2 separate regions of the Mus musculus genome follow, and region 1 is linked to region 2. The links are chromatin loops, found by intact Hi-C in ENCODE. Cell type or tissue: left cerebral cortex. All regions are shown on one strand.

Evidence for each region. A loop is a pair of places that touch in the nucleus more often than their neighbours do. Peaks named below come from ENCODE experiments on the same cell type or tissue, not always from the same donor. Only the 100,000 strongest peaks of a DNase experiment are listed, where the experiment ranks them.
Region 1: it touches region 2 in a loop (1.8-fold over the local background); 2 of 42 quality-filtered maps call a loop at or near these places.

Annotation. Positions count from the first base shown.
Region 1 is chr6:68,330,628-68,338,627 of GRCm38, reverse strand. It overlaps Igk. Among named protein-coding and RNA genes, the nearest start is that of Gm25833, 200 kb to the left of the region's middle. In left cerebral cortex, no CTCF peak of the experiment used is centred here; a DNase peak (open chromatin) is centred at 3,376.
Region 2 is chr6:68,174,491-68,182,490 of GRCm38, reverse strand. It overlaps Igk and the pseudogene Igkv2-113. Among named protein-coding and RNA genes, the nearest start is that of Gm25833, 350 kb to the left of the region's middle. In left cerebral cortex, no CTCF peak of the experiment used is centred here; a DNase peak (open chromatin) is centred at 3,006.

The sequences.
Region 1 (8,000 bases), 160 kb before region 2:
CTGCATGCTCCTGGAACTCTGGCTCCTGCCTAAGTTACCGGCCCCCACAGTCCCCACAAAAGAAGCATGGTCAGTAGTCACATAGGCAATGGCCCAAGCTTCTGACCTTCAGGGTAAACTCCTCCCCAGTTATACCTAGCAACAGTAAAGACCATAAAAGGGGCTGTTCAGCCCCACTTCAATCTCTTGCTCTCTTACTTGTCTCTCTTGCTTCTTACCCCTCTCTCTTACTCCCTCTCTCCTCTTTGTCTTCTCTCCTCTCTTCTCTCTCTGTGTCTTCTCCTCTCCTTTGCTCTTTCTCCCTCTTACTCTCTTTCTTTCTAGCCTTCTCTTCTCTTCTCTTCTCTTCTCTTCTCTTCTCTTCTCTTCTCTTCTCTTCTCTTCTCTTCTCTTCTCTTCTCTTCTCTTTTTCCCCCTACCTTTCTACAATAAAGCTCTAAAACCATAGAGAGTCTTTGCTCCATCAAGATCCACTGCACACTCACTCTGGTCAGTGTTGGGAACCTCTTCCCTCATCACTCTCTCCTATAACTCTGGTGGCTTTAGCAAAGTAGCTCTTGGGTTCCCAGGTAGGGCTGCCCCTCACCACCCATTGAAGAGTGGGTCAGGGGCTTGGATGTCTACCCAGGGATGAGTGGAAGTTAGTTAGCAGCCCTCCAATGCCTGATAGACCAGAGAATAGGTGGAACTCTGCTGGAGTGTGGGCCTTTCCTCCCCCGCCTTCCCCTGATACCCTATTTTATTTCCCACAGAGTCTGAAGCCTACAGTAGTGACTTCCCCACTTAATTTAATGTTCCTATTATTATTTCAACTAATGAATTGAAAAGTGATTCAGTTCATGACTTTCTTTGTTTTATTCTTAGAAAATGTTCATTAGACTGTTATTAGGTACGAACATAGGTTTAAAGCTAACATAAATATGTTTCCTAGGCTAAAATTATTCATACTTGGCTACAGAGAAAATTATCAGTTATACAATTTGATGTGTAAGTTTTTTTGTTTTTGTTTTTGTTTTTGTTTTTTGTTTTGTTTTGTTTTCTTTTCTTTTCTTTTCTTTTCTTTTCTGATCAAGGTTCAAATTTAATGTCGTCAAACACACTTTATAAAGAAGAGGGGAGGCCCATTCCCAGTCACGCTAAATTCTTTTGAAGTAGATCAGCCTTTTCGTAGGAACTCGTGAAGATCACTGTTTGGTGTAAATTCCAGAAAACCTTTTTTTTTAAAATTGGGTATTTATTTCATTTACATTTCCAATGTTATCCCAAAATTCCCCCACATGCTCCCCCCCCCACTCCCCCACCTACCCACTCCCACTTTTTTTTAATTGGATATTTTATGTGTTTACATTTCAAATCTTATCCCATTTCACAGTTTCCCCTCTGGAAACCATCTCTCCCATCTCCCCTCCCTCTGCTTCTATGAAGATGCCCGCACCCACCCACTCTCACCTCACTGTCCTGGCCTACACTGGGGCAACAAGCCTTCACTGGACCAAGGGCCTCTACTCCCACTGATGCCAGAAAAGTCCATCCTCAGCTTTATATTCGGTTGGAGCCATGAATCCCTCCATGTCTACTCTTAGGCTCACAATCATCTCTAATGGTATCTGATGCCTTTCTCTGGTGTGTCTGAACATAGTGAAAGTGTACTCACATACATTAAAAAAAAGTTTTCTTTTTATACTGACAAGTGAGATTCTCCATAGTGGTAAAGTATGACCTCATGTAGTCCTTGAATTTTGAGGGTTATTTTTGCCTTGTTGTTTCGTTTTGTTTCATTTTATGTGTTCGACAATTGTGACATTAACATAGTAGTGAAGCTCATATACTAACAGAAGTGAAAGTAAAACAGTGAAGAAGGATACATAACGATGTCTTAATAAAAAATTATTTTCTACTCAATGTATGCTAGCAATTAATTGATCATGATTCTGGTCTTAAAGTAAATAATTTAAAATTTTTATTTGTAAAAGGTCTCTAGGGCTAGGATCTATATCAACTCTTTCTCTTTTCATGGTTTATTGTTCTGACAATACTTGCAACCTATTTTTCGGATATTTATGCCCTACCACACAAGTACATAATAACTGGTAGTCCCTGAGGTTAGGCTACAATATCTAACAATGGCTAATGGTCTTGAATCTTTCCTTAGAACAATTCGTATGAGTCTTTAAGTTCAAAATACTTAAATATTCTTTTCATGACAAGAGACACATACATCTACAATTCTGGTAAGATTGTGATCCCTTTTTATCATTATATGAATTTTCGTTCTGCAACATGGTTCCTGTTGTTTGAAGGTATAAAGTAACATTGACATGTGATTGTGCATAATGGATACAGGTTTTTCCTATTTAAATTTCACTTCCTTTATACATAAATAATTTACATCAGTATCTTTAAATGAAATTATTTTGTATTGAATATATAAATAAATACAAATATTTTAATAATTTTAAGGATTTTTATCACTATAGCCTCTTAAAAAAACATACAAAGTTTAGCCAGGTATATATATATTGTGTGTATGAATATACATATACACATACAAATACACACACACACATATATATATATATACATATATATATATATATATATATATATATATATATGAATTGCTTTTGTCCTATCTTCTAAATTATAAAACAACATACTTTTGACTATTCTGCCATAAAATGTTTTGTACAGAACATCTTAAATGTCAGTATCCCTTCATAAACAGCACAATCTTTTAGGTGTGACTGCTTCTGGGTCACCTACAATCTCATCAGCAACTCCATACCAATTATCTGCAAGTAAGCCCAATAAGCTCATTGATAGCACAGGGAGAACTTTAATAAATTTGAACTTTGGTTTTTCATGGAGATAAAACAAACCATGTAAAAAGTGGATATATATTATTTAGTCTCCAAATAAAGGGAGAACATTCTCATAGTAAGTAGTAAATTCAGTTCTTAATGTTTGCATATTCCATAGTACTATGAAAGATTTTACTATGAAAAATTTTAGAAGGATGTTAATATCACAGTTGTTTTAGTAATAACCAAATTTTTATGCATGAATATTCAGATGGGTAGACATTTCTAGAAAAAAATTTACAAATTAGAAAGTTTTGCAAGTTATGAACATTTGAATAAGTTATTTAAGACATATAAAGGCTAAGACTTAAAGACAATGTGTAAGATATTAAAGTTTATAATGTCTAAATTTAATAATTACAGACAATAACAAAAATGTATGTCCAGCCAATGGTTGTTTAGAAGTATCTGATTATTAAAATTGAATAGTATTTTCAGACAGCATCTTCCAACTGCATGCCATAAGCTGTCATGGTAAAATATGCTCCATAGCTACAGCTGATGAACTGGGGCAGGAATCCAGAAAGAAGAGTATTGCATTCTAAAATAATGAGCTATGGAGCATCCCCTGGCTTCTTCTGCTAAGAGTTCATATCTGTGTTTGTTCGGCAAGTGACAGGGACATTTTCCCTCAGCCATGGGTAAAAATTATTGAGGCTGTGTGGCACTATGTTCTGCTGTAGAATCTGTTCATAGAAGAAAAGTATGAAAGACACATAAAATATACCATATTTAGATAGAATGTACAATATTAATGCTATGGAAGAAAGAAACCATACTAGAGATCTGGAGGAGGAGAATTCTGAGTAGTTGAGCTTGGAAAGACATCACCATGGCCTTAAGTACTATCCAGCTTCATACTCAGTTTGATGACATACATTATATATCATCAGAGAGGCTGAGGTGATAATGGGATCCATACAAATTATATTGAATATGGTAGTAGGTGGGGAAGTAGATTGAATAGACAGTGTGAAACTTCATACACAGCTGAGCAGATATTCACAGGACTAGGTTAAAACTGTTGCTTCCATGGTTGTTATCTTTGCTCTCCTCCATTATTCTGAGTGAGGTTTTTCTGTTTCTGATTCAGTATTACTTTGACCCAATAGGGAGGAGTCCACAATGACATTCTTGATGTTTCTCTTTTTCCATGTAGCACCCTATAATTTATGATAGGGTCTAAGGGAGTAGCCCATTAACATGTTTTAGGTCTACACCTTAAGTATCCTGATTATCATTTCTGCATTCAGCTAGTGTTTTCAAATTTGCTTACTTTTTTGGAAATTTGTCATTTTAACCAGAACAAAAATGGCTGGTAAAACTGTGAAAGTTTTACACTATATTTTCTGTGAAATTAGTCAACAAATGTGATGGTTGTCAGTAGGTCTGGTGAGACTTACATCTTGCATACAGGAGTTACTGTAATTACTGTATCTACTGTAGTTACTTTAGATCTGTATTTTCATGTTACCTTTAGGATTTTCAAATGGAAGATTGAGGATTTGTCTGCTATGTAATGGGGCAAATTATGGATAAACAATTCAAATAATATGGATTTCTTTAAACAAAATATTGTCAACCTCCATATTTAGTACATCAATTTTCTTAACACATTCTACATGAAAAAAAGTGAGCAAAGAAATATGAAGAAACCAAAATGTACTGATAAGTACAGTCACTGATAAGTGAATATTAGCCCAGAGACTTAGAATACTCAAGATACAAGATACAATTTGCAAAACACATGAAATTCTCAGGCATTTTGTCATACCACTGCAAAGCTGGGCAAAACAAAGAGCCAGAAGAAATTTACTCTCAGACTTAGGAAGAGTCATGTCTTCAACTAATGACATCAATGCTAGTAAGAAGGGATTGCTACTTTGCTATTATATATCTTTTTCCAGGTATCTGAATGCCATTCCATAGCCAATTCGACTCAAAAGGATAACCAACATGTAGATATGTTGGGATCATTCTTGAATCAGATGTTTGCACTTTTGTTTTTCTGGGTTTGTTCTCCTGACACTTTTTATGTGGTCTTCTCAGGCACTGATTAACCCTGTGTGAGCTACACTGCCAGCCAATATTAGACCCTGCATCATTCAGCTCTCCTTCATTCTCCTTGTGGCTCACTGGAAGAACTGGAAAAAACATAAGTTGATCATCTAAGTTGTAGACAATAATTTATCAGGAGAAGTAAGACTCTTCCTCTAAAGTGTCAGTCAGTCCATGCTTTCATCCAGATGCCAACTCCCACTTCCATGGAATTTATTTATTCTTTCATTGAGGAAACGTGTATCTTTCTATCTGTAAGAAGATCCACTTTGTTGTGTCCCTTATCATGCCCCTAGCTAAGCCCTTCTCAAACGATGGGACCTGGCACATACCACACTTCAGAGTTACTCCTCAATACCTGCTCCCCATTTGGAGAGCAAGTTGAAGGTTAGAAAGTAGAGTTTTCCAAAGCAGAACAGAGAATAGCATGTCTCTTCCACCTTGCTCATGAGTAGAAGGAGCTCAGTCATGAGGGAAACAAGGAATTACAGCAGCAGTTACAGTGAAAGGCAGACACCAGCAAGAACCAAGGGCATGTTTGTAATAAGCAGTGCTTTGCACTGGCCCTTGTTACAACTGTGCAGATATCCTCTTTGTGAGAAGGTCTTTCCTTTCCCATGGATCCTTTCTTAGTATATCCTCACAGATTCACTGAGATGCATGCCTATAATTTATTCCACAGTGAACCAAGTAAATAATAAAATGAACTGTCACAGCCAGTACCTGAATTAGTCTGTGTGGTTAGTACAACATGGTTGACCACAGTGAATGCATTTACTGTGAACTAAGTTCCATGGTCTTTCACCCTATGCATCTGAGAAGACTGGACCAATTACTGTCTTCATGGTGAAAGAAGTTCCATTCTTCAATACTCTGTGCTCCAGCAGGCATATCCATCCCACACCTGAGTTAAGCCAACATTTCAGGATGATGGACAGAAAATGATGCACCCAGTGTGAGGGTAAGATGCAGGAGGATAGAAGAGAACAGTTTCCCCCACATAGACTCACAGCCATGACTGTAGCTTGAGAACAATTAAGGGTCAGAGGACAGATTGGAATCTTGCCAATTAGATCATTTGAGTCAAGCTTGCAGATGCAAACTACAACTTGGATTTCCCAAGGAATGCTGCTAGACGGTAGTGCTTCTGAAGGCAGAAGTCCAGATCTGACACTAAGAGACCATTACTATTTATCTCTAAGTTGCTGGAAATATTTAGATATACGATGTCTGAAAGAGGTCACCTGACATTCTCAAAGGGAAATGCAGCCATCCTTACTTTCTGTGGTCTACACCAAGTATAAGTGTGTGTGTCCTATAGTTCTCTCCACATCCTACTCAACTTTGGTGGTATATCCCTCCACAGAAGGATGTCTCAGTCTATAAGCTCTGCCATATTCCCCTGAGACAGGTTCTCTCACTGTATATAGAGCTGAGCTGGCACTCTTGAATTCCCACCAATCTTTTCCCTCTCTAATAGCACCAGAGTTATAAGGTTTCACAGATAGTTTGGTTTTTGTTTATTATTATTACTTTTATTTTTACAGTCTAATTGTTGCCCCCTTCCAATTTGACCTCCCAGAGTTCCTCATCCTATTCCTCTTCCCCCACCCCCTCGTTTCCAAGAGGATGTCCCCACCCCCTGAGACACCTCTCCTCCCTACTTTCTGAGGTCTCAAGTCTCTAAAGGGTTAGACTCTTCTCCCACTGATGACATACCACGCAGTCCTCTGCTGCATATGAAGGCCTCAGAGCAGCTCATGTATGCTGCCTGCTTGGTTCCTCAGTGTCTCAGAGATTTCAGGGATCCAGGTAAGTTGAGACTGCTGGTTGTCCTATGGGGTCTCCCTCGTCTTCAGCTTCTTCTAGTATTTCTCCATTCAAACACAGGGTTATCAATCTTCAGTCCAATGGTTGATTCAATCAAGCTGCATCTGTCTCAGTCATGAGCTTATTTTGCTTCTAGAGGACAGCCTTGCTAGGTTCATGTCTGTATGCACACCATAGAATCAGGAATAGTGTCAGGCCTTGGAGGCTCCCCTTTGGGATCCCAAGTTGAACCAGGCACTGGACCTCCTTAACCTCAATCTTTTGTCCATTGTGGTCCCTGGAGTTCTTTCAGACAGAAACAATTTTCTTTCAGAATATTTGACTGTGGGATGGTACTCCATCCCTCCACTTGATGTCCTGTCTTTCTACTGGAAGTGGACACTATTAGTTCCCTCTCACCATTATTGGTCATTTCATGTAAGATCCCTCCCTTTGAGTCTTGAGAGTCTCTCATCTCCCAGGTGTCTGATACTTCCTGGAGGGCCTTCCCATCCCCTATGCTATGAAGTTGCAGTATTTTTCATTGATTCTGCTGGCCATCAGGGCTTTTCTCTGCCACCCCCTCTCAACCTGATCATGTTCCCCTTTTCCACTCTCCTCTCCCCTCCCACCAAGATCCCTTCCTCCATTTGCATGCTGTGATTGATTTCTTCTTTTGTTAATTTGTATACTCTGTCTGTGCCCATTATTTCATTTGGCTAGGCTAAGTGTTTATCTATTTTGTTGATTTTCACAAAGAATCAGTTTTTGGTCTTGGTGATTCTTTATTTTGTTCTTTTTGTTTCTATTTGTTTGATTTCAGTCCTGAGTTTGACTATTTCTTGTAGTCTTCTCCTCTTGGTTGTGTTTGTCTATTTTTCTTCTAGGGCTTTTAGATGTGGTGTCGTTATGGTAGGATCTTTCCAATGTATTATGGGGGCACTTAATTCTATGAATTTTCCTCTTAGCACTGCTTTTATTATGTTCCATAAATATGGATATGCTGAGTCATTATTTTCATTGAATTTCAGGAAGTCTTTAATTTATTTCCTTATTGTTTTCCTGAACATGTTATCATTGAGAAGAAAGTTGTATGGTTTCCATGGGTATGTAGATTTTCCCTTTTTTTTTCTTGTTATTGAAGTCTAGAGATTGTCTGTGGTGATCTGATAGGAAGCTTGGAATTATTTCAATCTTATTAAATCTATTGCAGCTTATTCTGTGACTGATTATATGGTCAGTTTCAGAGAAGGTACCATAAGGCTATGAGAA
Region 2 (8,000 bases):
CACACCCTATCTAGTAGTACAGTGAAGCTTTTCAAAAATAGACTACATTCTATGAAACAAAAGAGATCCATATGAATTAAAATTTTGAAATCACTCCTATGATATATGACCACAGTACAAAATAACCTTAAAATTGACTGTAAAAAGCCAACAACAATAAAGTAACAACAACAACAAAATCAAATTCAGGGACATTAATCAACTCATTACAAATTAATGGATGTATCTAATATGAAATCTGGTGGAGGTTTTGTCATTTGTTCTATATTGCAATGCTATGTGCTAGTCCCCAAAACCTGGTTGCCCACAGAAAGAAGAGAATCTTCATATATACAAGTCATGCTTTGCAAACTGCCCCAATTTATTCCTGATTGGTAAATAAAAATGTAAACAGCATATAGCTGGACAAAAGATATAGGAGTGGGATTTGGGTTCCCAGGCTTTGGATCTGAGAAGAGACCACAAGAGGAGAAGAAAGAAAGGGGAGAGAGAACAAGACACCATGGGGTAGGTGAGTTATGAAAACATGGCCATGAGGGATGGCCAATTGGATTTAAGAGTATCCCAGAGGGAACATGACAAGTTATCACTTGGAGTTATTTAAAGGCAAATAGATATAATAGCAGAGAGTAGATATATGCCCAAATCTTGTGCTTTCAAGTCTTATTATAAATATAAAGGATTTGGGTCTTTTATCTGGGAACTGAATGATCAAGGACAGGAAAGAAACCCCAGTTTGAGATTAAATATTTTTTACAACAAAATCCAGACAGAATTAAACAATGTGATGGGAGAGGATGGGAAGCAGCAGGAAGGTGACTAACCTTCCTCTCCATCTGGGCAACAGAAGATCCTGAAGGTGTATTGACAATTGTGAAAATCCTTAGGCAGAGGATTGGTCACACAGCTGAGGTTATTGCAGGTTTCTCTCTGTTGCAGGATGTAAAGTCAAAGAAATGAACTTCACACTCCCTTCCTCTGCATCCCTGGTTCCAGCTCACAGAACATTTTCCTATCCCATATGATTTTAAATGTTAAGAACCTCTACACTTGTACTATGTAGTACATTAACCTTAGCCCCTAATACCTGTGGCATTAGAAATGTAAGTAGCATAAGTGAGAAACTAATTATTTCACTTTAACTTCTTGTTCTCTAATACCATATTCTTATCATTTACTGTATGACAGATCTTTAACCAATGATAATCATTAGCCATATCACTATACCAACCAAGATGTGAATTATGAGGACTGTCCTGAAGTACAGACACTACACCGAGCTCTGGAGTGAGCCATGTCTCTCACAAACACAATAACTAGGATTTCCCAGACTTACATAGGTTATGGTGCTTCCATAACTTACAACTTTGCCAAACAAGCAAAAGGATATTACCAAAAATAGCAGATTTAAAAAAAAACTTGTGCTACATTTTAAAACCAAATATGCAAAAGAATTAACAAAATTCCATCAACTGATCTCTCTGTATTTGACATTTTAAAACAAGCTTTCACTAATCTCAGAACTCAGACAGTATTTTGAACCTTGAACAATGCTTCTCCCACCTTGGGGCACCTGACTTTCTGATGAATCAATGTATTTTAAACTTGCCTTTATATATGGGTTTCTTCATCCTCTAAACCATTAAACTTGTTGAAACTGCTTCCACATTGGAAGGTAGAATTTAGGGTGACCCAAGTCTGTCTTTCTGAGCAGATGTTTTTTGCTTGATTATTTGCTTGTTTTTATTTATTTCCTGGCATGAATATAACAGTATCACAGCTTGAACAAGTGCTGCTCTCTTGCCACAGGAGGAAAAAAAGGATTTGTAGTCTCTGCTCACTTTAAGATCATTGGTCTCACCAGTTTTTGGAATGATAATCTGTTGGCACGAGGGACTCTTTTCATTGATGTTGCCTTTAATCATTCAAGTTCTATTCAATAAGCCATAAATCCAATGTTCTCTCTCTATCCAAGGCTTGAGTTTAATTTCTGTTACTCACTTTTGTAATTCTGAAATTATCCATTCTTATTTCCCATACCATGATGAGTCCTGTGAGAGTACTTTGACATGTAGCTAGTTTTTGGTGTACATTTATATTTACCAAGCTAAATAACAAGACATAAACACAAAAAATGAGTAGTGACCCTAGGCAATGTCCAGGAATGTAGGAGTACCTCTCTTTTCCAATACAGAAAAAGGACCTGCTTTAAGAGAATTTGTAAGTGATGGGAGACAGAAACATCTTAACAACATCAAACATTTCCCTGATGCATGTGTGTTGACAACTTAAGTTCCCAAAAGGAAAAAAAAATAAATCCAAATAAAAAAAGACTTAAAATGACTTTAAGTGACACGGAAAAGGCAATACACTGTTATGTTATTATGGGAATAATTTTCTGATGAAAATCATCTATTACTGTTTGCAAAGTCTACAGGAAAATGATAGTATTGCTATTCAGTGTTTTCTTTTCATTCCATTTTGACATTACTTCCTTAGCATGTTACTTACATTATACTAAAAATCTCACAGCAGACAGGTGGTACCTATGTTGAAGAATACCGCCTCAAGTGACACCCCTGTAGAGACTTAGCTATAAACTATTCTGAGTTCTTGAGTGCTCTCTCCTCCTCCTCCTCCTCCCCCTCCCCCTCCTCCTCCTCCCCCTCCCCCTCCTCCTCCTGTTCTTCCTCCTCCTCATCCCTGTCCCCCTCCCACTCCTCCTCCTCCTCCTCCTCCCCCTCCTCCTCCTGTTCTTCCTCCTCCTCATCCCTGTCCCCCTCCCACTCCTCCTCCTCCTCCTCCTCCTCCTCCACCACCACCTTCTATTCAAGTACACAAAATTGTTCTCAAGAAAGACAATCAACAAATGTAGTAGTTGAGCACTGCCATCTGGGTGGATTTTGTTCAGAGCTGTATCACTGTGGAATATACTCTACAACTTGCTGACAGTAATGCACACCCACATCCTCAACCTCCACTTTACTGATTTTTCAGTGTGAAATCTGTTCCTGACCCACTGTCACTAAACTTGTCTGAGACTCCTGAGGCACAGGTTGGCCTCAAATGGATCAGGAGCCAAGTAGGGTTTCCGGGCCTTTGCAGAAACCAATCCAAGTATGCCTTCCCATCCTTAAGTAGGAGACTCTTACTAGACCTGCAAGAGATGGAAGCTGACTCTACAGAAGTGAAAGGATTGGACAGTGCACCCTGTGTCATCACAATAACTTTAGTGATTTCTGAGATGAGAGAAACGAAAGGGTATAGACACACACACACACACACACACACACACACACACACACAAAAAAAATGGTATTTTCAAATGATTGTTCTTTTCTTTATTATTTCCTACTTATTATATTTATGATTTTTTCATATTTCAAAAATGTTCAACATAAAATAACCATGTAAATAGAGTATGGAAATCATCTAGGAGTCATCTGGACCATTAGCTTTGGTAGCTATAAGAGTAGTTACAAAAGCATAGGTTCAACCTTGAAAACTTACAGACATAAAACTAGCATGCAAAACTGATAATCTCAGACATAAACAGAATCTGCATCTGCATCTGGATTAGCTGGACCCCAGAAGTCTCCATCCCCCACACTCTCCTTCTTTATCTTTGTTTCTTTACTTACCAGGAATCCAGAGCACAAGCATCCTCAGGAGCTGAAGAGAGTAACTCATTTTGAGAACTTAATATGAAGAATCCTGAATATTCAAGGTAGAAAGATAGGCTAGCTTTTGTTTTGGACTTGCAAGGAGAGGTGGACCCTAGGGAGCATTATGCAAATCCATTGTTTAGTACAGCTGTGTAAAAAGTACCAAGGGTATGTAAAAGCCCATTCCTATGTGTGGGGTAAAATAAAGTGTCTCCTTTGTTTTTGATTATAGGGTAGATGTACACCCCTGAAAATGACTGGACATATGTGAATTTCAGTCATAAACCATCTACAAGGCCAAGGCATGCCGAGTTGCTCCAGACTGGAGTTTCATGCAAATAGTTATCTGACTGAGAAGTAAGTAATTATATCCTATGACAAGCAAGACAAAAAGAAAAAAGAAATAAATTAAATGGACTTCTCTAAAGAAAAGTGAGAGTGGGAGAAAATTTTTTTCTTAATAGTATAAGCATAAAAATTCCCTGTAACAACTCACACAATCTATTGCTAATAATATTCTCTTGTACATCTTCAATGTAATTGTATGCCATATAAGTCAAAGTATTCAGAATTTCTTATGATGCAGCAACTGAGTTTTCCTAAGTGGCTGAGGCACTTACCACCAAGCTTTGCCTCCTGAGTTTGATACCCAGAACTCACAAGATCAATTACCCTAGTTTGTTCTCTGATTACCCTTCTAACTGTAACAGTCATATGAGCATATGCAAAGACACACAATAAAGGAGTAAATATTGTTTTAGAGAATGTTCTATGGGTAATGGAATACAGTATACTACAAATATTTCATCTACTTTGGTTATGAGTACTGTTTTGAGAGGTCTATTAAAATCTAATTTTTTTCTCCTCATCAAGAATCTAGCTCTTGCCAGGCAGTGATGGCACATGCCTTTAATCCCAGCACTTGGGAGGCAGAGGCAGGAGGATTTCTGAGTTCAAGGCCACCCTGGTCTACAGAGTGAATTCTAGGACAGCCAGAGCTATACAGAGAAACCCTGTCTAGAAAAGACAAAAACTGTTAAAGAAAAAAAAAAAAAAAAAAAAAAAAAAAGGGAAAAAAACAAAAAAAAAAATAATCTAGTCCTTTCTTAGTTGTTATCTTTGTGGTACTTTTATTGCTTGCTTGATATGCAGTTATAGCATACACAACAAATATGCACAGTTTAACAGTGTACTTTGTGCATTACAATAGCAAGCCTGCAATGAAGTGTAAATGTTAAGGGTTCTTTGGATCATGTTTTCCTGGAGCAAACAAGTGAAGGAAATTTTCATTTCATTAAAGTGGGCACAGGTATGAAAGGCTAGGACAGACTCATTAAGGAATGTTTTGTTGAAGCAGACACAGGAGAGAAGTTGCTCTGCTAAAGCAAGTGCACAAAAGTATCCCGTCCGGTGGGATTCAGTTATTCGTGGGTGTGAGGGGGACCGCGAACCTGGAAGGAAATGGGAGGAAGAGAAAGAGAGAGCAGGACGACCAAGTAGATTTTAACCTATCAAGGTCTCGTTTATTAGGTTGAGGTGCCTTCTTTTTAAAGCGGGGAATATGGGAGGGGTCTAGGGAGAATTATACAAAGAACAAAGAAGTGGGCATCTGCTGACATGGGGGCCACAGCACCAGGCAGCAGGCACTCTGGATCTTATCTCTGGAACATCGATCCTCCTTGACAGCCTTGGGGGTCAGGCTGGGCTCAGGCATAACTCATGTCCTTGGATGGCATGGGAACTCAGGAAGAGATAGGGAAGAGGGAACTATAATTCAGCTTTTACAGCCTCAGGTGCCAAGAAAGGAATAGGGAGGAAAGGGGGGTGATAACCAGCTCTTAGTACAAGGCCATTTGGCTTGTTAGGGAGATTGTGAAGGGCTCACTTTCTCACGGGATGGTCTCTGACACAAAAGAACACGTGATGAAAGATTGTTTGCTAAGAACATGCATGTATTGCTCCACCTTACACTGCATAGTTGAGCTGCATTTTTCAGGACTCCATAGAGAGAAATGCACCAAAATACTTCTGCTGTTGTACTCAATTTTGTGCCACTTCCAACGACTTTGGCTGATTCGCTACACATGGTGATGCAAGACACATGTTGAGGCAAGATTTGTGTTGAGGCAAAACAAGTGGAGGACATGAGATATTTGGAGGGAATAAATAGGACTCCACAGAGTAATGGAGACAGAGCTTTGATTCTTGGTATAACCAGCTTTACAATGCTTGTGGACCTCATATCTTCGCTGACCTTTGCTTCACTGAGAGAGCCACAGATGAGAACTTCTAGTGATCCTGTTGGTCCAGCCTGCTGACACAAGCTGAGGCTGAGGCCTGGTTATCTGCTATGTCTTGTCACCACTGTTGCTAATCCACTTTACTGAAGTGGATAATTGTTGTATCCATGAACTGTTTGAGAGTGGATAAAGCTGTCATTGTCTGCTAAACTGTGAATAGAACTGGTGATTTCTAGACAACACAGTTGGAACAATTCTAGACAGGTTCACCTCCCCATATCCTAACTTTTCACTGTCTCAGTTGGGTAGTATGCTTAAATGGAGGTAAAAGTATTTAAGATCCATCATTAAAAAGAGGTTTTGAAAATTTTAAAGTTATATTGCAACCAATTGTATTTAATGTATCACTGCACTCTTTGCTCATGATTTCTTTTTTATAGATGTCAATTAAAATAAGTGTGAATAGCAATGGTGATGTGTCAGAGTTGTGCTGAGAGACTAATTCCAGATCTAGATTGGTTTGAGCACTGAGTTCATGTTATTGTAATCTGATAAACCCAAGAATCTCACACCCCTAATAGGCACTGTAGAGACTTGGATTGGTAGAAAATAGCATTGATATTCCTAATCATTTGTCTTTTAGTAATTATATGTAAAATAATATTTTATCAAAACATTTTCTGATATACTTAAATGTAAAGATTATCATTTTGCAATAAGTTGAGAATGTCCAATGTGTGGCATTAAAACAGCTCCTTTTAGTTCCCTCTCCCCACTGTGGGGCATTTCATCTAAAGTTTCTTCATTTGTGTCCTGAAAGTCTTTCATCTCCCAAGTCTCTGGTGCATTCTGGATGATCCCCCCAATCTCATGCCACCTGAGGCCACCTGTTTCCGTTCTTTCTGCTGGCACTCAATCTTTCCTATCTCAATACCAGATCATATTCCCCCACCCCCCTGTCTCCCTTTCCCCATCCACTTTTCTTCCCAAGTCCCTCCTTCCCTCCCTACTTGTGATTGCTTTCTTGTCCTTCAATTGGGACTGAGGCACTTGGGCACATCAGCTTGTTGACTTTTTGCGTTTTGTGGACTGTATCTTGGGTATTGTGTCCCTTGTGTTTATTGCTGTTGTTTTGTTTATTTGTTTGTTTGTTGATTTTTGTTTGTTTTGTTATATCCACTTATTATTTAGTGAGCATATACCATTCAGGTCCTTTTGAGTCTGAGTTACCTCACTCCCGATGATATTTTCTAGTTCTATCCTTTTGCCTGCAAATGTCAGGATGCCCTAGTTTGTTCTAAATAGCTGAGTAGTATTCTGTTGTGTAAATGAACCACATTTTCTGTATCCATTCTTCTGTTGTGGGACGTCTAGGTTGTTTCCAGCTTCCAGCTATCACTATTAAGTCTGCCATGAACTTAGAGGAATACGTGCCCATGTGGCATGGTGGGGCACATTTGGGTATATTACTAAGAGTGGTATAACTGGGTCTTCAGATATATCTATTTCCAATTTTCTGAGGAACCTCCAGATTGATTTCCAGAGTGGTTGTACCATTTTGCAATCCCATCAGCAATGGAGAGGGAACTTTTAGAGCCCAACTCCAGCAGAGAGACAGGACATCAAACGGGGAGAGGGGTCCATGCCACAGTCATATCTCTGACCCGCAACTTTTCCTGCCTGAAATTTTTACAAAGATAGAAATGGAGAGGAGCCTGACGAAAAGAAGGTCATGTGACAGGTTCAAAGAGGGATCCAGTTCAAAGGGAGGTTCCAAGGCCTGACACTACTACTGAGGCTATGTAATGTTCACAAAAAGGGACCTAGAATGACCACATTCAGGAGGAGCCAATAAGCACCTGAAAGAGACAGGGGCAGATAGTTGCCTTCAACCAATGGACAAAAGCAGCTAACACTATTGTTGAATTAGAGAAAAAATGAAAGAAGCTGAAGAGGAGGGCAACCCTGATGGAGGACCAGCAGGCTCAATTAATCTGGACCTCTGAGATCACTGAAACACTGGATCATTGAACATGCAGCATACACCAGCTTATATGGTGCCACCAACACACATACAGCAGAGGACTGCTGGGTC